3 separate regions of the Mus musculus genome follow, and regions 2 and 3 are each linked to region 1. A link is a loop called in an ENCODE intact Hi-C map of the cell type or tissue named here. Cell type or tissue: heart. All regions are shown on one strand.

Region 1 (8,000 bases):
AGACAACAGATTACACAGACAGGCCTGGCTTCAGAAGCTTCATGAATAATTGATCCTGCAAAAGGTGGGTGGAGCTGCTTCTAATGAGAGTCCTGCTCAGTCATTGGGAACCCAGGCCAGCAGCTCCAAAGAAGGCCCACTGCCTACTTGGCAAGGCTACCCTACCGAGATCCCTGCTGCCTACTATAGACGAGGGATTTGTAAGCTTGTGGGAAGTCCACCAGCCATGCACTGTTCAGCACAGCGTGAGCAAACAGAGCAGAGAGAATTGGTGCTGTTGTTGCTTCTATCTCCCCTGAAGACAACGGATCACATGACAGATAACAGATGGGTAACACAGCCACATCCCGCTTAAAAGAGAGAGAGTCCTCTCCGGCCTCCCGCAGGGGTGGAGATAGGGAGGATGATTGGGTAGAGTAGGAGAAATAAAGTTTTATTTTTTTTCTTCACTGTACCGGACGTTCACTTTAGGGCAGTGGTTCCTGTCTTTCCTAATGCCTTGAATACAGTTCCTCATGTTCTGGTGATAAAATTATTTTCACTGCTACTTCGTACCTGTAATTTTGCCGCTGTTATCAATCTCATAATGCAAAACATCGGATATGCAGGATGTATTTTCATAGTTACCCACGGGTTGAGAGCCACCTCCCTAGGGCCTTGCATATGCTAGTAAGCCCTCTACTATTGGACTCAGTCTGTCTGCCTGCCTAGGTTTAATTCCCAGCACCAAATAAACCAAGCATGGTGATGCATACTTGTTTGGAACCAAAGATGAGCACTGGGTACCTGAAATCTCACATAGGATTCTCTGCCTCTCCTTGCAGTCAGACCCCCATGACTGATCGTTCTCCCTAATTTCCCACACCCAACCCATCTTACAAGTCCTATGGGCTCCACTCCTAAAATGGACTTGCAAACTATCACGCTCTCCCAGTCACCTTACTTCCAACCTAGTCTAAGTCAGCAGCTTCTCTCTCCATAGACAGCTGCCACAGACCGGTTCTTACTGCTATGTCATCTAACTCTCCCACCCAAACATATCAGGCAGGTCTCTTTCTGCTTACTGTGTGGACCGCTGACCTAGCAGCTGCCGGGAGCACTTCAGTACAAATCCATTGAAGTTCAATTCGACATTCTGCTCTTTGATCCATTGAAGCCAACGTTTTAGTGCCTGGGATCCACATGGAGAAGGTACACAGATTTTAAAACGTTGACTGTGGCGGGAAGTTCTGGACCATGCATAAGGCCCATTTGGTGACTTGACTTGCCTTTAAAATGAAGCCTAAGTCTCTTAGGGATATAGAAGCCTACCTATGATCTTACCTCCTGCTCCCCACACCGACCTCATCTCCTAATTTAGCTGTTCCTCAAATAGCTACTTTCTGAAGCCTCTTTCTTGTTCTCTATCTCATCTGCTATAGCCCTAGCCCACTGCCCTAGCTGTGGCCCTAGCCCACTGTCACCTTGTCCAGGCTAGCCCTTCCCCAACTTTTGCCTTATTCTCTGCTGACCCAGCTCTGCCTGCCTTCTCTTTCAGTCTGTTTGTCTTTTGTGCTCGCTCTCTCTCTCTCTCTCTCTCTCTCTCTCTCTCTCTCTCTTACACACACACACATCTCTGCTGGCTGTGCTTCTTCTGGGCCATACATATATCCCAATTTGTCCACTACTTGCTGACAAATAATCTGAAAGCTTGCAAAGTTAAGACCTAGCAGAAACAAACTCTGGAAGGATGAGATAGACTGTAGTATGGATGATCCTTACGCCTCTCCTTACCCTGTCCTGCTAGTGAAGGACAGATGATGAGAACGCGCTATAGGAAAGGAGAGGAAGGGAGAGGAGAGAGGCTCTGTGCAGAAAAGAACCAGAAGCTTAGTGTTAGCCAGGGTGGTCCTGAGGATGAAAGGCTTTCCTTGGCTGTCTGACGGGGGGGGGGGGGGGGGACCACTATCTGGCTGTGCCCTTGTACTCAACGAGCACTTTGCTATGTCAAGAGAACAGAGCCTGCAAAACCCAACGGACAGCTTCTGAGTTTTAAAAGCAAATTTATTTATTTATAAAATATTAAAAGCTAGCATGCGGGCGCATAAACATAGTCCCAGCTGCTCAGGAGGCCGCAGCCAGAAGTGGATCACTTGAGTCCAGAAGTATGGGCCCTCATCTCAAAATAAATGAACGGTTGAGTACATGGAAAATATTTACAGGAGAGGGAGAGGGAGGAGTGTGGTTCAGTGGCAAAGCGGATGCTGAGCGTGTTAACAGGTCCCGGGGTTCCAACTCCCAGCACCTCACACACCAAAAACTCTGCACAAATTATCATATGGATGAATGGCAGCACCCTCTCCCACCAAAGTACTAATTGCTGTTCCACACATTAATGGTTATATGGGCCCTACCAAGCCTACTGGGAACTTAAGGACCCAGTCAACAGGGGGGGGGGGGGAGAAGAAGAAGAATGTAGTCTTTGGAAGAGTCTCCTTTTTTCAGATGGCCAGGAAATAGGGTTCCAGAGGCCTGAGCTCTTCTCGTCTCGCCTGCCTGGCTCACTTATTGAATGAGCCCATCAGATCATTATGGGCGGCAGCTAGTATTGATTGTGACCCTGTGAGGTCACGGCTTTGGCTTTTTTTTCTCTCCGTTCTCTCTCCCCTCCCTCTCTCTCTCCTCTGTCTCTTTCCTCCCTGTATCTGTGTGTCACTGTCCCTGTTTGTCTCTGTGCTCTGTCTCCATCTCTCTTCTGTCTCTCTCCTGTCTCTGTGTCTCTCTGCCCCAGTCCCCTCCGCCACCCCCCCCTCCCCGTGTGTGTGTTATCTGTCTGTGTCTTTCTCCTTTTTATGTACTGTTAGGGATTAATCCATGTCTTACCAAATAAGACCTCTACCATTGAGCCACGCCCCCAGCGAGGATCAGGCTTTTTAACTTGCTCATTCTACCAAGGAAGTACTTCACTGTTGTGCTTCTGGGATGCCTGCTCTCTCTCTCTCTCTCTCTCTCTCTCTCTCTCTCTCTCTCTCTCTCTCTCTCTCTCTCTCTCTCTCTCTCTCTCTCTCTCTCTTTGTTTTTGTTTCAAAGCTCAGAAGTCAAGTCACCAGCAAAACTATTTCTTCTCTGCAATTGCGTTGTTTACTGCCTGCTGGGCAAGAGGTAGGCGGGGAAGGAAGGAACAAGAGATTAAAAATGTCTACAGAGGGCAGCAGCGAGCTGCACAGCGCTCACAGAGTTCCTGAGCGGGGCTCCAAAGACTCGCCAGCCCTACCAACGTTAACACAAACTGAACCCTACTAGGTGCAGACAACAGGCTGGATGGAAGCGAGTTCCAGGGCCGGAAAGAGAATCCCGGCCTAAGTCAGGGAGGCCCTGCTGATCTGGCTGCTGGCGCTGGGCTCTAATTCTCTAGAAAAGCATGATAACAGTTTATAACCAAGGAAATAACAGTTGTGGAAGCAGGTGTTCTGGTTTTATCTCAGAGCTCGGGGAAACTGAGGCACGGAGATGGGAGAAGTGGTCAAAATTGAAGCTGTTCTTCAGCTGCCAAATCCTATTGCCTTTCACCTCACCCAGCAGGCTGGCCTGGGTTTCATTTTGTATTCTGGAGAGTTCCTGCAGAGAGCATCTCTGCTAAGTGCCTCAGATCCCTAAGCTTCGTTGGGAGCCATTAAAGATTTCCTGTCTTCCACCAGCTCTGTTGCTGAGAAGGAGGTGTGCGATCCTTTCACAGAAAGAAAAAGACCCCGAAAATACTACATTGGCCTCCAGAGGTCAAAAGTCATTACTCAGGAAGGGAGATACGTTGACCGAACAGATGGGGAGACATTCCTAAGTTATCATTCAGTGTAAGGAGTCCGGTGACAACTGAGTGGCCATTGTGAAGCTTCATCACCCACCTCCAGCACCAGAGGTTCACTGGCTAGCACCCGGGCTGTTGGCTTGCACCGTTGACCTGCCCCGGTTGATTTCTCAATAGTTTGGGCCCTGCTGGGTGTTCATTGGTGCGGTCAGCACCGAGGTTGGTGGATGCAGAAAAGAGGAAACAGGCATGAGAGTCTCCGTGGTGAAAGGATCGCTTCGAATCACCCGGTCTGGGGCGCCTCTGTGTACAGAAGGGGATCAGACCGGTTAGCAGCCGTCCCGGGTCCGATTTAAGGACCCAACGCTCTTCCCGCGGCGCGGCCCCTTTAAGAGGCGCGCCCAGCCCCGTCAGCCGCTCCGCGGCCACCGCCCCCCGGTCCTCCCCTTCCTGCAGCGCTGAGTGCGGGCCGGGGCGGGAGTGCGGCGAGAGCTGGCCGTGTCGAGCGGAGCGCCTGCCCGGAAAGCTGCGGAGCGGGGCGGGGCGGCGCGGGAACCGGAGGCGAGGAGCCCGCGGGGCTGCGGCCGTGGGCCGGCGGTGGGCCTGCTCTGCGGAGGACGGCTCCCGCCGCCGCCGCGCGCGCTGCGGAGCCCCGCACACAATAGCGGCGTGCGCAACCCCGCGCCCTTCCCCCCGCCCGCGCGCGCCCCCCACCCCCAGCCGCCGCCGCCGAGCCTCCCACCTCACCTGCGGCCCCCGGGGGCGGGCATTGTTCGCCGCCGCATCCGCGGGGCCATGGGAGCCACCGGGCTCCCCAGCCCGGGCCCGGTGAGAACGCCGCGCCGCCGCTGAGCCGGACTCCGGGCGCGCAGCTCGGCGGCGCAGGTGAGCCGGCCGCGCCATGGTGGACTCGGTGGGCTTCGCCGAGGCGTGGAGGGCGCAGTTCCCGGACTCGGAGCCGCCGCGCATGGAGCTGCGCTCGGTGGGTGACATCGAGCAGGAGCTGGAGCGCTGCAAGGCCTCCATTAGGCGCTTGGAGCAGGAGGTGAACCAGGAGCGCTTCCGCATGATCTACCTGCAGACGCTGCTGGCCAAGGAGAAGAAGAGCTACGATCGGCAGCGCTGGGGCTTCCGCCGTGCAGCGCAGCCCCCCGACGGCGCCGCCGAGCCCCGAGCGTCCGCCCCGCGCCCGCCGCCCGCGCCCGCCGACGGCGCAGACCCGGCGCCCGTCGAGGAGTCCGAGGCGCGGCCGGACGGAGAGGGGTCACCGAGTAAGGGGCGGTCAGCGTCCGCCCGCAGGCCAGCGGCTGCTGCATCGGCGGACCGGGACGACCGAGGGCCCCCCACCAGCGTGGCGGCGCTCAGATCCAACTTCGAGAAGATCCGCAAGGGACCTGCCCAGCCCGGCTCTGCCGACGCCGAGAAGCCCTTCTACGTGAACGTCGAGTTCCACCACGAGCGCGGCCTGGTGAAGGTCAACGACAAAGAGGTGTCCGACCGAATCAGTTCCCTGGGCAGCCAGGCCATGCAAATGGAGCGCAAGAAGTCCCAGCAGAGCGCCGGGCAGGGCCTGGGGGAAGCACCCAGACCCCATTACCGTGGGCGCTCCTCGGAAAGCAGTTGCGGCCTTGACGGTGACTATGAGGATGCAGAGTTGAATCCCCGCTTCCTGAAGGACAACCTAATAAATGCCAACGGCGGCAACAGGCCCCCTTGGCCGCCCCTGGAGTACCAACCCTACCAGAGCATCTATGTCGGAGGCATGATGGTGGAAGGGGAGGGCAAGAGCCCTCTCCTGCGAAGCCAGAGCACTTCAGAGCAGGAGAAACGCCTAACCTGGCCTCGCAGGTCCTACTCGCCTCGGAGTTTCGAGGACAGCGGAGGTGGCTACACGCCGGACTGCAGCTCCAACGAGAACCTCACCTCCAGCGAGGAGGACTTTTCCTCTGGCCAGTCCAGCCGCGTGTCACCAAGCCCCACCACCTACCGCATGTTCCGGGACAAGAGCCGCTCACCCTCGCAGAATTCGCAGCAGTCCTTTGACAGCAGCAGCCCCCCGACGCCACAGTGCCAGAAGCGGCACCGGCAGTGCCAGGTTGTGGTGTCTGAGGCTACCATCGTGGGTGTCCGCAAGACTGGGCAGATCTGGCCCAGTGATGGGGACAGCACCTTTCAAGGGGAAGCAGGTGAGTGCCTTGTGTGGGCATACTTGGACCTGTTCTGGACTCTTGAAGTAGATTGGCATGGGAGAAAATGGGTACTTTTTGGAGTGATTTTCAAGTGCTTTTGTGCCTCTTTGGCCCTGCGCCTGAACTGACTCCACCCCCTTCTTCCTGAAGGGGAATGGATGGGGGTGGGGGAATAGAAGGGAATGGCTGGTGGTGTGCTCTCTTGGGTCTAGATCTAGAGCAAGGTGGGTTTTGCGGAAGTATTGGGAAAGAGATGGCCACGTGCCCTCTCCAAGCTGGACCACAAAGTCGGTCATCTCTGCCACCTGGATTAACTCCTTGAGTGGGGCGCGGGGGGGGGGTGTGTGAGGGGGAGAAGGTGATCTGTGCAGGCTCTCCACAACCCGCCACCTGGTTGTTCTGGTCTTGGAGTGGTAATATGACACGTTGGGGGAACCCAAGATGTGCAAGCTGCCTGAGGGCTTAGATGTGTCAGATTCACTTGTCAGCCAGTGAGCAGGTGAGGAAAGGAAGCAGAAGTTGTGACTCAGTGGGCTACTGAAAAGCAAGAGGTTGAAGATCTTACGTGAGGTAATCCCACACCATCCTGACTGATTTGGCTTGGACAGGTCTTACCCATCATTACTCACCTGTAGACTCCTCCATCAACTGCCACTGAATTTTGTCTGTCGTTCTTTTTCAAACCCAGTGCTGTGCCAGTTCAAGGCATTCTTACACCTCTGAGTTAGGTCTCCAGACCCCACCTTCTTTTCTGGTCTTCCAGCGTGCTCTTGCCCCACTTCATTTTCTCAAGGGTGAGCTTTCAACAGGTTCTTTTTCTATTTTTTATTTTTTTCCAAGACGGGTTTTTGTGTGTGTGTGTGTGTAGCCCTGGCTGTCCTGGAACTCACTTTGTAGACCAGGCTGGCCTCTAACACAGAAATCCACCTGCCTCTGCCTCCCAAGTGCTGGGATTAAAGTGTGCCACCACTGACCAGTTTATTCAACAGGTTCTTGTTTGAGTCTCCTAATCTATGGTCTGACTCTAGCGCTAAGATAAACCATAACTTCTCGGCTGCACACAGCCACCGTTGGGTGTGTGGGGTAATGGGAAGAGGTTATGGGTTCAAGGTCCAGGCTGAATTTTCAATCGGAGTGAGGTGGGAGGGGTGCCGGCAGGCATAGGACTTGGGGGTGTACAGCTGTCAGGAATCTCTTGGCGTCTTTGCCTCTGTTGATTTGAGCTGATCTGGTCTTTTGCTTCACTGATTTTTCCCCCCCTCTTGCTGATGGAGTTGCACGTGCTTCATTTGTCAGAATCCTCTTGATAAAAAGCGAGGCTATTTTTGGCGCTATTAAGCTGCCTTTCTGTGCCCAGCACCCTGTCCTGTTCAGCAGCCTCCCGCTGCTGATCTTCCTTCCATCTGGGTTGATGCTGTGTGTAGCTGGACCTACCTGCCTCTACCCTGGGCCAGCTGCGTTCCTTGTCTCGGAGGAAGGGATGAGGAGCTGTGAGAGTCAGACATTTGCTCTGGAGGCACAGCAGCCAGCTCCTCTCAGGTCTGGAGGACTGCCCAGTGATTACTGGGCACCAGCCACATCCAGCCAGCTGTTTTTGAGGTGAACTCATCTGAGCTGGCTTTTGGTGCTCTAGTGATTGGGGGCATTTCTCATAAAGAGCACGGAGAGGCTTCCACGGAGACCAGTCTGATATTCTCTTGCCGGTAGGGAGTTCTAAGTTTCCAGAAAGTGGGGCCTAGCCTTTCCTATACCTACCGTAGAAATGACCATGCTGCCAGCCACATAATCAAACGTAGTGCAAGTCTGAGTAGGTAAAAGCAGGATGAGAAGGAGGTGGGCCCTGAGAGGGAGACAGGTTAGCTTCCCAACCAATGGCGTGCAAGGTCATTTCTTTTATTATATTTTTTTCTTTTTTGGTTTTTCGAGACAGGGTTTCTCTGTGTAGCCCTGGCTGTCCCAGAACTCACTCTGTAGACCGGGCTGGCCTCGAGCTCAGAAATCCACCTGCCTCTGCCTCCCAAGTGCTG
Region 2 (8,000 bases), 71 kb after region 1:
ATCTTGGCTCTGGTGACTGACACACCCTTGGCTTTCTGATGTCTCTTCTTAGGTTCCTTAGGGAATGTGGTGGATTTGAGGCCAGAAACACCCTTCACTGCTGCCTAAGATTCTTCTGCCTCCCAAACCCTGGTTTGCTCCCTGCTGCCAACCTGGTACCTTTTGGGCTGTTGAGCATTAAGAGAACTTCCCTGGGGATTCCATGGCAACACACAAGCTAGGTGGAGCTTCGGGATTTCAGGGGTTCTCTGTGAGCATCCACCCCAAGGAGTTAGGTGTTGAATTGGGGTGGGGCAGAGACCTGGCACCCCTTACCGTGGCAGCAGCAAGAAGACCTCAGGTGGCTTTGTTGAGACAGTGTCTACGAATAGAGCCAGTTCTGTGTGCTGGGATCACCCCTTCTGGAGGACTGGTTTACCTGTGAATGTTGGGCCCTGTGCAAATTGGGCTTACAAGCCATTGCAATCTGGGCTCTGGGACAGTATCTAGCCTATAACTTAGAGAGCCCTGATACTATTCAAACTAGAAGAGAGCCCCTGATCAACAGCTGTGCTGACTTTGAACGCTGCACCCTCATTGGTCAGTGAACTCCCCTGGGAAGAGTCTTTAAAGACCTACTAATGGACCAGCCTCAGCTCACCTGTGGACTTGGTAACATTTGTTACTTTGTTACCATGAGTCTAGTTTGTTTCTACTATTCTTAGTTGCCTGTCTCTTAACTTAAGGTTCGGCATTGGTGACATTTGTTGCTTTGTTACCATGAGTCCAGTTTGTTTCTATCCATCATTAGTTTCCTGTCTCTGAACTCAGACATAAGTTAGGCATAAGGGCTTCTTGCTACCTCTTAGTCAGCTTTCAGCTGCCCTTTACCTGCAGCTTTGTCCTAGGAGGAACCTCCCTGCCTGTAGGGCCCTGATTACAAAAGGCTGAGCGTGCAGCTTGGGTTGTAAACAGCCAGTGCCCGCTCTGTCCTCTGCTCTCTTCTCTCTTGCTGCTTGTGGGATGCCTTCAGCACTGTTCTGATCCCCAAGATTCTCTAAGAAGACTCCTCATGTCTTGTCTCCATCAAGCCCAGCACCATCCCAGGGCCAGGTGGCCTTACCCTCGGAATAAGGGAAACTGGATTGGGTATCCTCTGCTTGCACAGTGTTTCCTCCTAGCTTTCCAAACTGTGTGGGTGGAATGAGGTACCACGCTTCCACCAGACGCTCCCATCTATGCAGGCAGCAGCATCTTAGGCTGGGCAGGGACACCGCCGGTTCGGCTGACCTCCCAGCGCCCCACTATCTCCCTGGAGCTCACGGTAGCAAGATTGTTCTTAGAAAAGAAGGAGGACTACATGTTGGGGGCGGCTGCCACTGTCAAAGGCCTGCCATCTCCCTAACCCCTTCCCTTGCGTGGGATAGGTGCATCATATAGTCACAGTGGGAGGCGTGTGCAGAGAGAAACGGAGGCTGCTTCTCTGATCACCTGTCATCACACTGGGCCAAGAAGTGAACACCACTCCATCAGATCTTGAATATCTGGGCACCAGGGGCAGTATCCTATCAAACTTGAGTGGCACAATAGGATTTTCCCATCTCCCTGCCTTTAGGGAGCTCAGCTGACAGTCCTGGATTTCTGGGATCTGCTTGCTTCCCAGCTAAATCACTGAGACACTGAAGGAACCCTTGGGGTTTCTTTCATAAAGATGAGTCCCCAAACTAAGACCTAGCCAGGTCTTTGAGATTTGATGATGAGTCTTAATTGAGCACTGTGTGTTCCAAGCACGGGAAGTTTCAAGTTCAGGCACAGCTATGCCCTGGAGGCTCCTATCTGTGGAAGGCACTGTCTGGTGTTACCTGCACGGACCCATCTGGGTGGGTTATTTCCCTGGAGTGGTGGCTGCCACCTACACACATTTGCATTGTCACAGCTTAGGCATGGGCACACACACACACACGCCATGTATCATGTACCAGTGGCAATGGGGTACAAGCCCTAGGGATCCAGGCAGGACAACAGACAGTTTATGTCAAGGTGATAAAGTCCTGTGGCCAGAGGCTCCCTGGACAACCCTGGTTCTGCAACTCTGACCCTGAATCCTGACTCTGGGCTCTTCTTGATGAACCTGCAGTCTATACCATGAAATATTTCCCTCTTTCAGATTAGGGAGCTGAAAGGACCAGCAGAGTTATTAAGACACAAGGTCCATAGTGGGGTCCTAATGTCCAACTGCAGAGCGTCCCCGAGGCCTGAGCTATCCTCAGTCAGGTCCTTCCTTGAACCCAGTCAGTGTCACTAGGGGTTCTACAAGCCCTAGGTACTATGCAGAGACATTTGTGGGCATCCTATGTGGGAAGTAGAGGCCGGGGATTTGGATGTGGTAGAGCATAGGATTGCCTACTAGCTCTCAGGAGAGAACCTCTCAGCTGCAAATGTCAGCATTGCTCACATTTTTCATCTAATGATTTAGGAAAATGAGTCATGGAGAGGGGCAGAGAGGTCAACACTCCTGTTTTAATCAGGAGGTGGAGTAATAGGGCTGTTTAGAGTTGGCTCTTGGGCTAGGAAACTAGAACAGGAGTGGGCGGGACCTTTAAACATCACAAAACCCTCCGTGGATGCAGGCTCCTCCCCTAACTGGCATCTGCCTCTGCCTGTAGGTGGGGCATATTGGCCGGGTGCCACACAATGGTTGGTTCCATGGGCATGGCCAACCTCTGACATCACTCGTGGCTGGGGAGAGAAGCAGGGAGTGGCCAGGAAATCAGGCAGCGCTTTCTGTTGCCTTTGGCACCACCACCACTATTGGACTGCTAGGCGTGCCATAACAGAGCACCGCAAGCTGCTCCAGTTAAACAGCAAAAATGGACTGTCTCAGAGCTGGGGCTGCAAGGCTGACGTCTAGTTGTTGGGTTGTTTTGTTTGTTTTGTTTTTAAAAATATTTATCTTTTAATATATGGGAGTACCCTGTGGCTGTCTTCAGACACACCAAAAGAGAGGGCATTGGATCCCATGACAGATGGTTGTGAGCCACCGTGCAGTTGCTGGGAATTGAACTCAGGACCTCTGGAAGAGGAGTCAGTACTCTTAACCGCTGAGCCATCTCTCCAGCCCTGAGGTCTAGTTGTTACAGGGGTGTTTTCTTCTGAGTCCTCTCTCCCGAACCTATGAATGAATAGCTATACATAACTACTCTTGGATCAAACGTCTTCTCTGTGTGACAGACACATAGTCCAGCCCTTATGGAATGCTGGCTTAGAATCCGCCCCCTGTCTTCATTTCAGCTTCTCTTAATTCAGTCACATCCTCAGGCTATTGGGCCTTAGGACGTAGGAACGGGGGGGGGGGGGGGGGGGGGGGGGGGGGAGGACATGACATGACATGGTGCAATCCACAGTGCCATCATAATCTGGTATCGGCTCATGGTCTCCCAGGTTATGCAGGCTGTGCCCCCCAACCATGTCAACAGCAGAGCTCCATTGTTTTTATCTGGGAAATTGATGGACTTAGGTACTTTGTCCAGAATCTACTTGTAAGAGGGTCCCTCCTACCAGTAAAAGAAAGCAGAATCAGGCAAAAGTCCTGAGCCTGGGGGCCACCCTACCCCTGTCCCAACAAGCAGGAGCCTATGACACACAGCTGCAGTGGTCACAGTCACAGGAAGGGCAGCATGCCGAGGGAGGAGGTGGTGTTACCTAGGGGCCTGGTTGGTCCAAGGTCCAGGGGGTAGGGACAGTCAGGGAATCCTGCTGAGGCACACATCAGGCAAGGAGCAGCAGACTTTTGCTGATAGCAGGAATCTGGATGGCCGGGCAGTAGGCTCTGATAGACCCCAGCTCACCCTTCTTGGAGCTACCTTTGGGCTTCCCATGTGCTACGCCTACTTTGGATCAGAGCCTCCTTTTCCTTCCATGTGTGGATCAAGACTCCTTGGTCCCAGGCACAAGGCAAGAAGGGGAGGAGGCCCTGTAGCCTGCTCAGCATGAAACTTCCCATTTCCTAGTTTGTGGGGGCCAAGGGAGGCCCTTGACTGGATGGCCCTCTAGACTTTAGTATCTAGCGACTACAGGTGCTTGGCTGAATGGGTGCCAGGGCTATTAGTACCTCCCTCTTCCTTCCTGGTAGGCTGTCTCTGGGGGGTTTGTCCTCAGAGGGAGCTGATGTCTCTGCTTCTGCCCTGCAGAGTGAGCTGGATCTGGAAAAGGGCCTGGAGATGAGAAAGTGGGTTTTGTCCGGAATCCTGGCCAGCGAGGAGACGTACCTGAGCCATCTGGAGGCCCTGCTGCTGGTGAGCGTACCCCGCTGGAATTCACCTCATACCTCAGTCTAGATCTGAACTCCTCTAGGGGCTGGGAGATACTAACCGAGGACCTCGATTGTCAAGATTTCCCTCTCTTTTTTTAATCTTTTTTTTCCAATTGGAATTTGAAAATGATAGAGATGACATGTAGTTTAGTGGGAAAGTACTAGTCTTTCTTAGCGTGCCCACGCTCCTACCTGCACCTGATTGCAACACCAAGGTAGGTAGGTAGGTAGGTAGGTAGGTAGGTAGGTAGATAGATAGATAGATAGATAGATAGATAGATAGATAGATAGATAGATGAAGGTAGGTAGGTAGGTGAATGAATGAATGAAGCCATTTCACCTGTGCCATCCTCCAGCCCATGAAGCCTCTGAAAGCCGCTGCCACCACCTCTCAGCCTGTGCTGACCAGCCAGCAGATTGAGACCATTTTCTTCAAAGTGCCTGAGCTCTACGAGATCCACAAGGAGTTCTACGATGGGCTGTTCCCCCGAGTGCAGCAGTGGAGCCACCAGCAGCGTGTAGGGGACCTCTTCCAGAAGCTGGTGAGTGGCTTGGAAAGGCTGGCGCTTGCGGCTGTGGCCGTAGCTGGCAAAGGACTAGGTTTGTCCCTTGGACATGTGTCACAGGGAGATAACTCAGGAGACAATCGGGAGAGCCTGGGGTGTGTCTGAGTACCTTTGGTGCCAAAGGGCAGGCCTCTGGGAGGGTGAGGTGGAGGGACACGTGGCCAGCCCAGCTGGAGTCCAGTAAGTGTGTTGTCCTGATCTTGGCTCCCTACAGTGTTGCTTGGCGTTCCCAGTGTCCACACAGATCAAGTTGCCTTTGGGACCAAAATGTTTTTGCTGCCCAGCTCAGCCAGACTTGGGCTCTTAGTGGAGAGGTGACTACACATGACAGACAGCACACTGGGACTTAGTTACAGGTCAGCCTCTGTATCTGCAGGTTTCCCATCTGCACATTGAACTATCCAAGTGTCGAAAAAGAATTATGCATGTGCTGCATATATGCGTTTCTTTGGTATTGTCCCCTCAACAATACAGCACAACAGCTATTTTCATAGTGATCACATTGGATTAGGCCTCGAGGTGATTCAAAGCTGGAGTCTGGGTGCGAGGTATATAAATGTCAGTTCAGCTGTTTGGGAAGCTGAAGCAATGAGTGTTTGAGCCCAGGAGTTTAGGGGACCAACCTAGGCCAACTTGGTAAATAAGAGAAGAAAGAGAGGGAGTGTGTGAAGCTAGGAACCTCCACAGAGAAGCTTGGATCAGGTGACAGCCACATGCTGTGAGCAAAGCTGCTTCCTACAGAGCTGGGTCCCACTGTGATCTGAAGGGGCAGATGGTGTGCCCAGGGGGCATACACCATCTTACCTGCACTGGGGCGGCCCTGTAAGGCAGGTACTGTTTTCAAAGAGATTGATTGTACCAGGAAGGTTAAATGAGTCCTTTGTTTATATATGCCATAAAGGGGTACATCTGCCTAGCATAAGGGGCCGTTAATCCAAAAGACAAGAGGAGTTAGACAGCAGGTTAGAATTTCTGTAAGTCCTCAGTAGATTAGAACTGATCAAAAATCTGCCAGGTACCCAGGGAGATGTTAGTACAGGGTAGGAAGAGGAAAAGAGGGGGTTCCTGGCAGAACTGCCCAGCAGAGAGGTTACCCCTCCTAGAAAAGCCACAGGAAGTTAATGCTGGCCCTGGTCTGTTTCTGAAGATGGCTGATCCTAATTCCTAGATTGTTGGTGCTTCTTATACACACACACACACACACACACACACACACACTCACACTCACACTCACACTCACACACTTTGCTTGTAACCTTCTCCTCATACAGAAAATAAGTTCTTCAGGCTTGATAGTGATCCAAAGGCGGAGTCCCTGTAAGTGCAGGGTTCCTGAAGATGACCCATAGCTACATACCTTATTGAGTACCATACATCCAGATATCGTGTGACAAAATTTTTCCTGGGGAGACACACACACATGCACACACACGCCCTACTCACCCTATTTGCCTCACTTGTTCCAGATAGAGATCCCACAACAAACCAAAGTATAGATATCACCAAAGTCCATCTTGGTGAACCAGGGAGTTTTATAGGGGTGACTAACAAGAGTCTGGTTGAGGAGCAGAAATGACTCAATGACAGCTGCATCACCAAAGCCAGCCCAGCACAGGTAAGAGCTCACAAAAGCTAAGAACCTGGAACACACTGTCCAGTGTTCCCAGAGTGTCCTTTTAGGGTACCTCAGTTGCTCTAAACCTCTTCCAGGCAGCTTGTCTGTTTTCTGATTTTTTTCCAGGCAGCTGCTCTGTGTCTGGTCTCAAAAACAGTCTTTGCAGCTTGGCTTGTCTGAGAGAAGAAACTCAGCTTTTATTGTTTACTTTGGCAGAAGGGGGCCTAGTGAATCTGGTCAGTTTCAGGGACTTCCTGAATCTGTTTTGAGTTGTTTACCTTCCTACTCCAGGAACTCTGTGCAGAATGGAATGTTTCAATCTTGAGTAAAGGATTATGTAGCAGGAGGCCACTGGCCCCAGTCCAGGGTGTGGCTGTCCTCTTGGCTCTCCTTATCTCTCTGGTCTCTTCTCCCTTTCTCTTCTTGCCATGTGTCAATAAGTTTAAACCTTGCAGAGCAGACTCAACCAGAAGCCTTCAGAAAAGCAAAGAGTAGTGCTGATTTGGGGGAGGGGCGGCACACCCAGCACTCTCCCTAAAATAGTATTTGGAAACCACTCAGGGACTTTTCTTTCCCAGTCTTCTAAAACTCAGGGATGCTGGAACATAATGGTTTCTGTGTTGCTCTTCAGCTGTCTGCATGTATGAGATGCTGCAGGGGAGTTAATCCCCATTCCGTCTGCTGAGCATCTCATGTGTTTGATTAGTTGGTTGGTTGGTTGGCTGGTTGGTTGGTTTTTCGAGACAGGGTTTCTCTGTGTAGCCCTGGCTGTCCTCGAACTCACTTTGTAGACCAGGCTGTCCTCGAACTCAGAAATCCGCCTGCCTCTGCCTCCCGAGTGCTAGGATTAAAGGCATGCACCACCACGCCCGGCTTATCTCATGTGTTTTTAACCTGAGCTGAGTGCTGAGGACTTCCCAGGACAGACAGCCTTACTCTCCACCCTTTCCGACGACAGCAAGGCTAGCCCAGAATCCCCTCGGGAGTCCTAGGACCCAAGGAGTTCTCTGTACCTATTCCATTGTTGGCACCTGTTCTAGAGCCCTGGACTCTTGAGTTATTGCAACTGTGCCCATTTCCTGTAGTTCATTCTCAGTGTATGAGGTTTTGTTTGTAGTTGAAATTCTCTCCCCCAATCCCTGTCTGATTCAAAATCCAGGCCTGTCCAGTGTTGCGTGTATTTGGCTATGATGTCTCTAGGCTCCTTCTATCTGTGTCAGTTCCTAGAACTGACGATTTCTGAAGGGGACAGGTTACTTTGACTTGGACAGATATTTCCTCCCGTCCTTTTGGTACAGAATGACTACCGTAGGGATCCGTGTCCATCCCACGGCATACTAATGACATACTGGCAATCTCCGTTTTTACTGTTATCATTCGGTTCCAGCGTTGGGTTGCCAAAAACGTAAGAATTAATTTTTTAGTATTTCTCATGCCTGGAAGAAGTAAGCCCTTAGGCAAGAGGAAAGAAAAGTCACAAAAGTGGTCCTCAGCTGAAATGCTCCAGACTCCTCCCAGAGAGGCCGTC
Region 3 (8,000 bases), 190 kb after region 1:
TATATTTTGACCATGATCACATTACCCTGTTGTCTACCTCCTGCTTCTCCCTTCCTCTTCTCAGCTAGTGTGTGCACTTGTGAGTTCTGCTAGGGTTACTTACAGGAATGTGGGTGGATTTTTTTTTTTTTAATTTGGGCTATTTATAGGCATATAGTTGAGTCACCTGTAGTTATCCTACTGATGAGAACACCTCTTCCCCCAACCAGTAGTACTTTATAAAGCTTCAAAGAGGGGCGGGGTAATTTTTCTTCTTGCCTGTAAGAAGTGTTTAAGTTTTCCAGACAATTCCAGAGTGACTTTGGAAGCTCCTTGTACTGTCCGTTGGGTACACTGGTACTGCCCTGTTTCCCATGCAGTTAGTCCTTGTGGTTTTGCTCATGGGCAGGAGTGACATCTTGTGGTAACTGGAGCATTAGCTAGGAAGATGTTAAATGATGAAGATCTTGGGGACAGAACATCACAAGTCATTCATTTTTCACATATGGATTTTAACTAGAAAATGACAAAAAACCAAGAGTAATTAAAAAAATTTATATAGCTTCTTTTACAATTTTTTAAGATGAAAAGTTCAAATGTACATTAGTATTAGAAGAATAATTATTACCTAGTGCTATTGTCTTTGTATGTATATGTTGAACTACTTAATACTAACCCTATGATGTTTAATTCTTAAATATTTAAATGTGATTCCTAAAAGAAGATTTTACTGAGCACTTCTAGCAAAATTATTCTTAGTTTTCTAGTATCAACTAATAGTTCATAATTAGATTTCTCTAGCTGTCATCAAAATGTTTCTTTATAGCACTGTTTACTCCCAGGTTTTAGTAACTCCTTTTTTATAGTCCTTCAGACTGATCCAGGACCTCATGCTAAGCAAGCTTTCTCCTAGCCTTAGATATTCATCTATTTGGGTTTTTATTTATCTTAGACCAGCTTTAAACTCATGACCCTTGTGCCTCTTAGTTTCTACAGTTATAAGATAATAAGTGTATACTATACCTCTCTCTCTTAAATAATAACCAGTGTCTAAACAAATTTTATACTTTATGTTAGATCTCTAGTGTTATATTGCAGTTACTTTTTCTCTGGAATTTGATGGCAGTTAATTTTTTTTTCTAGAAAATTCTCACATTTGGAGTTAACCCAGCAAATGATACATGAATTTTTGTTGTTTGAGAAAGCAAGATTTCTTCTGTGGAATATTTTAACAAGCTTAGAACCTCCTAGTCAGCTCCCAAAAAGGCCTTATAATTTCAATAGTAGTCGCTCCTCAGTCACCCCAAGATAAATTCCTGACCTTGGAATTGGTATGTAGGACTTTACAACCACTCCTGAGCTCAAGTATGTGGAGGAGAAGACAGATTGAAGGGACAAGTGGGAAACTGCAGAGAAATAAAAACTACAAAGCAGAACAAGTGTAAACGCCTTAGCATTTAAGGTAGAAAGGTGCCATGTAAACTCAGAACTTCGGTTCAGAACACGGCTTCAGACCCCCACGCCCTTCCTTTCCGTAAAAGAAGACTAGGGATGAAGTGTGAAGCCTCAGTGGTGCTAATGCTGAGAGTGCGAGTGGATGAGTAATTCTGAGTAACTTGTGAAGTGTAGAAAGCATAGTCAGAGGTGGGGGGAGTAAATCAGAACAGAAAAGCCTGCTGTCCAGGAGAACAGTGAGGCTCAGAGGAATGATGTTCCCAGCAGGCTCTGCGTGGAAGGGATCATGTTACCAGAACTGCCCGCTCAGGACTGGCCACTGGACTGAGGTCCCCCACGTACCTGTCTGCTTTGCTTATTTGCCTCTGAGCTCAGATTCTTGTGGATAAAGGAGTAGAATTGGATGCCAGGGTTCTTTGAATGACCTTGGTGTCAGAAAGGGAAGTGGATTGTGTCTCCAGAATGGTAGGCTACCGTGTGGTCTGGGAGAGAGAACCACATGGAGGGAAAAGTAAGTTAGACCCCGCTGTGAATTGGACACCCCTCCCAGCACTGGCTAGGGTCCAGTCCTCCTGTTAATGTGGCATTGCAGAGCCTTTACTAGTTGCTGTTCCAGAGAAGCCTGTGGGTGAACAGTGACACCTGCAGTTGCGGAGTGATGTCCCCGAGTTGAGTCTGGGGAGCTGGCTCAGTGGGTAAGAACTTACTCTGTAAATACGAGGTCCTGAATTTGAACCCCAGAAAAGAAAACAGAAAACTGGACATGGCTATGCATGCTTGAGAGAGCAGATTGGCTGGCCAGCCTAACTGAAGTAGCAAGCTTTGGTTCTGGGAGCGACCCTGTCTCAAGGGAATAAGAGAAAGGGCACACACACACACACACACACACACACACACACACACACGTTTTCATATTAAAAGTATATAAATAGGCAAATCAGAAAAAGTCAGATACTTGGCATGGAAAAGAAATAAAAAGAAAACAATGCCAGTATTCATTAAACATATGTGAAAGAATTAAAAGATTGATAGCAAGCAAGAAGAAGGAAGAATATTCTTATGTGCCATTAAGAAGAGTATGATTGCTGCATCTTTCTAAGGATGTTGATACAAAATTTTATTAAAAGAGTCAGCAGTTCACTTCAAGGAACCTGTCCTTAGTAACAGCATTGTAGGATTATAGATGTGCATATGGGCTTGTCGCAGAACTGCTTGTCACCACAAAACTTGGAAATAGTCTGTTATATTTTTTAAAGATATATTTTATTTTATGTGTATGAGGTTTGTGAGTGTGTGTGTGTGTATGTGTGTAAGTGCACTGTGTGTATCTTGTGCCCTGAGAGTTCGTAAAGGGGTGCAGAATCCCCTGGAACTGAGTTATGGATGGTTCTCAGCTGCCATGTTGGTTCTGGGAACAGGACCTGGATCCTCTGCAAGAGCATCCACTGCTCTTAACTAACTGCTAACCCATCTCTCTAGTCCCACAATCTACACTTTCAATAATTGTAATCTAGTACATAGCTTGTGTACACAGTGTGAGTTCCCGTTTTCATTGCCATTATGCCAGTGAGGATGGAATGGACAGAGCTCAGTACACTGGCTAGAAGATGAAATAAGCCAGCTGCAGTGCATGTCTGTACTTTAGAACCACTTAAAGCTTCAAATGTAACATGACATGAGAATGGCAGCCAGATACAGTGATCCTTTAAAATGCTGACTTCATTGTGCTGTTAAACCATAAGTGAACTGATAACCTTTCAAAACAAACAAACAAACAGACAGACAACCCAAGAAACTTAACAGTGTTCTTGAGGTATACCCTTCTAGTGTACACTGAATTAGCTTAGGTTGGTACTTGCAAAGGACCCTTCATCATTTCTACCTTTGGAACTTTCCTCCACATAATATCTGAACAGTTGTGTAATGACTTCGCTGTATTTTAAAGTTGGAAATTATGTTAAGTCTGTTAAAAGGAGATTTTGAAAACAAATTCTGATATGTTACTTTAATAAATTACTCTGGGGCCATCTAGATCCTACTACACATCTGGATTTACTGATAATGGAGTCCATTATTTGCTGCAGGCTTATGAAACAGTACAAATATAATCTCATTGTGCTTAATAAAGAAAAAAACCAGGCAGATGTGGTAGTGTATCTCTAGTCCCATGTAGTATGTTGCCGAGGTAGGAAGGATGTCTTGAGCCTCTGCAGGAATTTAAGGCTTGCCTGGGCAACACAGCAAGACCAAGTTCAAACAAAAACCCAAACCAAATGGTACACACTCACAAATCTAGAAGGATGTAAGTCAAATGCAAATCAAGGCAACCTTACTTCCTTACAACTTCTATCTTCATTGTTTTATTGTGAACATGTCTTACTTTTAGAATTAAGAAAAAAGTTATAGCCACATTTTTTGGAGAATGGGAGAATAAAGATTTGGACAAAATTAAAAAATAAAGTAAAACTCTATAGTTCATTTGAAAACCATTTGTATTTTCTCCCAGGTTCTGTACACATTGCCCATCTCTTGTGACAGATTATTTACTCTTGACTTTTCCTTTGCTCTGAAAATAATATTTAATTCATTTTCTGGGAAATGCTGGACCAGATGGAAGCAGCTGATGGTAGTACCCAGAGAGCTTTTGGGCTACAGGGATCTGGGTGAGTTTATTAAGTCTGCAAGAGGACCATAGCCAGAGCCTGAGCCCATGGTAACTGCCCAGTAATGTCTGCATGATTGTGGGCATATGAGAGCTAGCATGGCTTTCTCTTGGTTTGTCAGGGATAGGTCATTGGAAGAGAGACAGTTAAGAAGCCCATTACTAAGCAAGAAGGGCAGTTTCCAGAACTATTCAGAGGAAAGTTAGATGGAATAATAATGCAAGTGCAGTTTGTCAGATTTCTAGAATAAAAATAGTTCTGTAAAAAAAAAAAAAAATGGAGGTTTAATCTGTAATTTAAAAGCAAGGAGATAATAGTTCTTGTTTGTGATAGGATTTGAATTGAAGACAGTAGGTGGCAGTGTCGCTCACATAGGGAAACTGGAGAGGAAAGCAGCTCATTTGAAGATTCCTGAGTTGAGGTGATACTTCCTCCTTGTGTGGCCATAGGCTGTGCTAGTAGCAGTAGTCTTTACCAAAAACCCAAAGACCTTAGAAACCCCTCCAATCTCAGGAGAAGTGTGTTGCCATTTCTTAACTTTCTGTCTCAGAGGAAAAGTACGGCCGTGATCATAAAGTTGAAATCACGGCCCTAAAGACCTGCCTAGTACAATTTATGCTGTTTAAATATGTCCCTGTCTGCCAGCTTTCCTTTTATGTAAAAAGGAGTAATGACAGGCACTAATTCGTGTGCACACCAGTAGCAACACATGTTCTTGTTAAGAGGAGAGGTTGTGTGCCTTCTGTGGACATGAATGTGGAGGTTGATGGAGAAGAGACCAGAAGAACAAAGAGAGCTGAAGAAATTAGAATTTTATAACCAGTCTAAGATGGCCAGTGCAGTTAAATGTGCCACAAATCCCGGCACTTGGGAGGCAGAGGCAGGTGGATTTCTGAGTTTGAGGCAGGCCTGGTCTACAGAGTGAGTTCCAGGACAGCCAGGGTGATGCAGAGGAACCCTGTCTCGAAAAACAAACAAACAAAACAAAAAACAAACAAAAGTGCTACAAAGACTAAGATGCCATGGCCTAACAGCAAGTCCTAACACAATTGGCAGTCTGAGGAATTATGTCTTCCTTTACAAGTATGTATATATATGAATGAGAATATGAGTGAATGAGTGTTTTACCTGTGTGTGTATGTTTCTCAGATACCCTGGGGCTAGAGTTGTAGACAGTTGTTAGGTGCCGTGTGGGTATTGAGAATTGAACCTGGGCAGGTGAATTGTTGTGACTTTAAGGCCAACCTAGACTGTGTAGCAAGTTGCAGGCCACCAAGGGCTAAATGCATGTTGTATCAAAACAAAATAACAAAAACTCTTATACATGAGTAGACTGAATGTAAAGAAAAAGTGGAATTTCTAGTGTTCTCAGTTTTTGTCCTCATTCTTTGTATTTGAATGTCTGAACCCAGCCATGCCTGAGCTGACAAGGAGCCAGACCCACTGACTTCAGGGTTCCCCTGTTTGTGTTAGCAGAGAACAGGGCCATAGACTCGTCCTCTCATTGTGTGGACTTGCCTTTCGGACTGGGTGGTCTGTCCAGCTTAAGGGAGGCTTCTCACAGGGCAGCCTCCGAAGTTGGAGAGAAGTCACTCTGCTTCCCTCGCTCAACTTGCTTTTGGCACTGTGTCCAGTGGAGACATTAACTGCTGGCTGCTAGAATTAGACATCTATCTTGTTTTATCTCATTTTATCCAACATTCGAAAATATTATTGCTTCTAATAATAGTTTGTACTAATATCTTATAACTGAAGTTACTTTGTATCATTTTTAATATATCATGAGCTCATGAGAGAAGTGTTTGTCATGCGAGCCTGAGTTTAGTCCTGGAACCCATAGCGGAAGAGAAGAACCAACTTTGATGGTGTCCTCTGACCTCTTTACCTGTGCTCACTTAAGTGTACAATCAAGTAATCTCTCTCCCTCTCTCTTTCTCTCCTCTCTTTCTGTTTTACACACACACACAAATTGACTTTTAAAAAGCCGAATGTAGTGATCCACACTTTTAATCCCAGCATTGGGAGGCAGGTGGGTGGATCTCTGTGAGATCAAGACCAGGCTGACCTACATAGTGAGTTCCAGGACAGCTAGAGCTACATAGTGAGCAGAATGAGATCTTGTCTCAAAAACAAACAAAAGGGTTAAAAAATATGTATCATGACCCAGGATATGTTCAGTGGTTGAAAACCTATGTGTAGCATATGAGGTCCTGAATTTGAGAGTGATTTTCATTTTATGTATTTGTGGGAGAAGAGAAAGACTATGTTTGAGAATGGAGAGAACTATAGCATCAATAGGCAAAATCTTAGTACAGGATTATTTCCATACATAACTGCCTTTCCTGGTGCAGAACTGAGAAGTGATTTATTCCTGAGCTGTGAGAGTAATGAGTGTGACCGATGTCCAGCAGAGCAGTTACAACGTGATATGTTCCTGAGGCATTTCTCAGAACTTCTTACAAGCAGAGAATGTAATTTCCTATTGTATTTAGTGCTACTATTCCATAGATTAATTGGCAGCTCTCTGGATATTACAATCAATGTTAAAAATAATTTTACTGATTTCATGTTTCTGGAATTTATTCCAGTGTGAAAGGGGAGTTATGCTTGCACGGTTTAGAGTGATAACTTCTGTGATTAAAAGTTGACAATTTAATAGCAGTCAATGCTGTTTTGGTTGGCGTTGTGCCAATAATATGTATGTTTCCAACAATTGCTTCCAGTTTACTTAGGAAATGATGCAGAAACTGTAGTCTTGGATTGAATATTCTTTTCATGCTTTTAAGTTTTGTGATGAAAGTAAACAAGTTTCTGCATAGGGAAACGATTTAGATGATCATATTTTTATCACCTCTTTTTATGTCATTTCTTTTGAACATTTAAGATCATTAAGAACTTTAGGTTTAAAAAGAAATATTTAATCTTTGTGGTCTTTTCAGATACAGTTAAGAAACTCCAAGACCAAAAGCATGACATGGAAAGAGAAATCAAGACACTTCACAGGAGACTTCGGGTAGGATGAATCTTCATGTGCTGTCTCACTAGAAAACATGGTATTCTGACATTTGTACTGTTACTTTAGACTGTAGATAGGGTAGGATATCAGCCACACTGGACTGAAAGCAAGTGCCATTATTTTAAATTGGGACTGGCACTGCTTTTAAAGTAGGAGAATGTACTGGTAGTTATTTATGGAAAGATGTGTTTTAAAAATAAAGTTTATTAACTTTTGATTTTAAAATCACAGAGCAGGCTGTTTGTATGTGGGGTTTCTGTGTTCTCTGAGTTGGGTTGGCTGCCAGCATCCATGCTGCTAAGATGTGCAGGGACAGTGCTAATCATGGACCCTGAGTCCTGACCCAGTTGTTGGAGCTGCGGGTACCAGAAAATTGCTTTGAGAATGAGAGGGCTCAGGCAAGGCCCAGCTGTGGCTCTGGGGGAAGTGAAGCCCCTGGGGAGAGGTCTCCGCCCAGCCACACCCGTATCCTTCTGTCTGTGGGAAGCGGCAGAGTGCTCAGTTCCTTATGCCTCTTTGTATGACTGTGTCTGCCTACACTAAGTTCAGTTTTTCTTCTGGCTTCCTCTTCCTTTTCCTTTACTTTAGTTTTTTTTTTCCTGCTCGTTTTTGATGTCAGGATATTTATAGTTTTTTACTGTGTGGTTCACATACCATTTATATACCTTCTTGAGAGTTCCAGAGGTAAAGCTCTAAATTTTTGATGATATTTATTTTCATAACACTTGCTTTGAAACTTGCATGAGGAAGAGTAGCCTAAAATTTTTCCTCATTAATATTTATTGAGCACTCTGAATACTTAATGCCTCAGTAGGAGGATCAGATGGCAAATCTTCTCTCATTAAGAACAAGTTCACTGATAAAGAGTTGCTTTGTTTTAAAAATAG

What was found. Hi-C counts contacts between places; a loop is a spot of excess contacts. Peaks named below come from ENCODE experiments on the same cell type or tissue, not always from the same donor. Only the 100,000 strongest peaks of a DNase experiment are listed, where the experiment ranks them.
Region 2: it touches region 1 in a loop (2.7-fold over the local background); 4 of 42 quality-filtered maps call a loop at or near these places.
Region 3: it touches region 1 in a loop (2.1-fold over the local background); 4 of 42 quality-filtered maps call a loop at or near these places.

What each region holds. Positions count from the first base shown.
Region 1 is chr10:75,056,341-75,064,340 of GRCm38, forward strand. Bcr (BCR activator of RhoGEF and GTPase) reads left to right here and starts at 4,556. Exons shown (of 23, transcript NM_001081412.2): 1 at 4,556-5,970. The coding sequence starts at 4,686. In heart, a CTCF peak has its summit at 3,202; DNase peaks (open chromatin) are centred at 3,241, 4,231, 5,951, 7,361 and 1 weaker place; H3K4me3 peaks cover 4,424 bases; H3K27ac peaks cover 2,568 bases; H3K27me3 peaks cover 1,799 bases.
Region 2 is chr10:75,126,852-75,134,851 of GRCm38, forward strand. Bcr (BCR activator of RhoGEF and GTPase) reads left to right here. Exons shown (of 23, transcript NM_001081412.2): 3 at 4,170-4,274; 4 at 4,648-4,833. Among named protein-coding and RNA genes, the nearest start is that of Bcr, 70 kb to the left of the region's middle. In heart, no CTCF peak of the experiment used is centred here; DNase peaks (open chromatin) are centred at 2,690 and 5,000.
Region 3 is chr10:75,250,832-75,258,831 of GRCm38, forward strand. Specc1l (sperm antigen with calponin homology and coiled-coil domains 1-like) reads left to right here. Exons shown (of 16, transcript NM_153406.3): 6 at 7,037-7,110. Among named protein-coding and RNA genes, the nearest start is that of Specc1l, 43 kb to the left of the region's middle. In heart, CTCF peaks have their summits at 407 (motif pointing left) and 4,450 (motif pointing right); a DNase peak (open chromatin) is centred at 7,560; H3K27ac peaks cover 1,041 bases.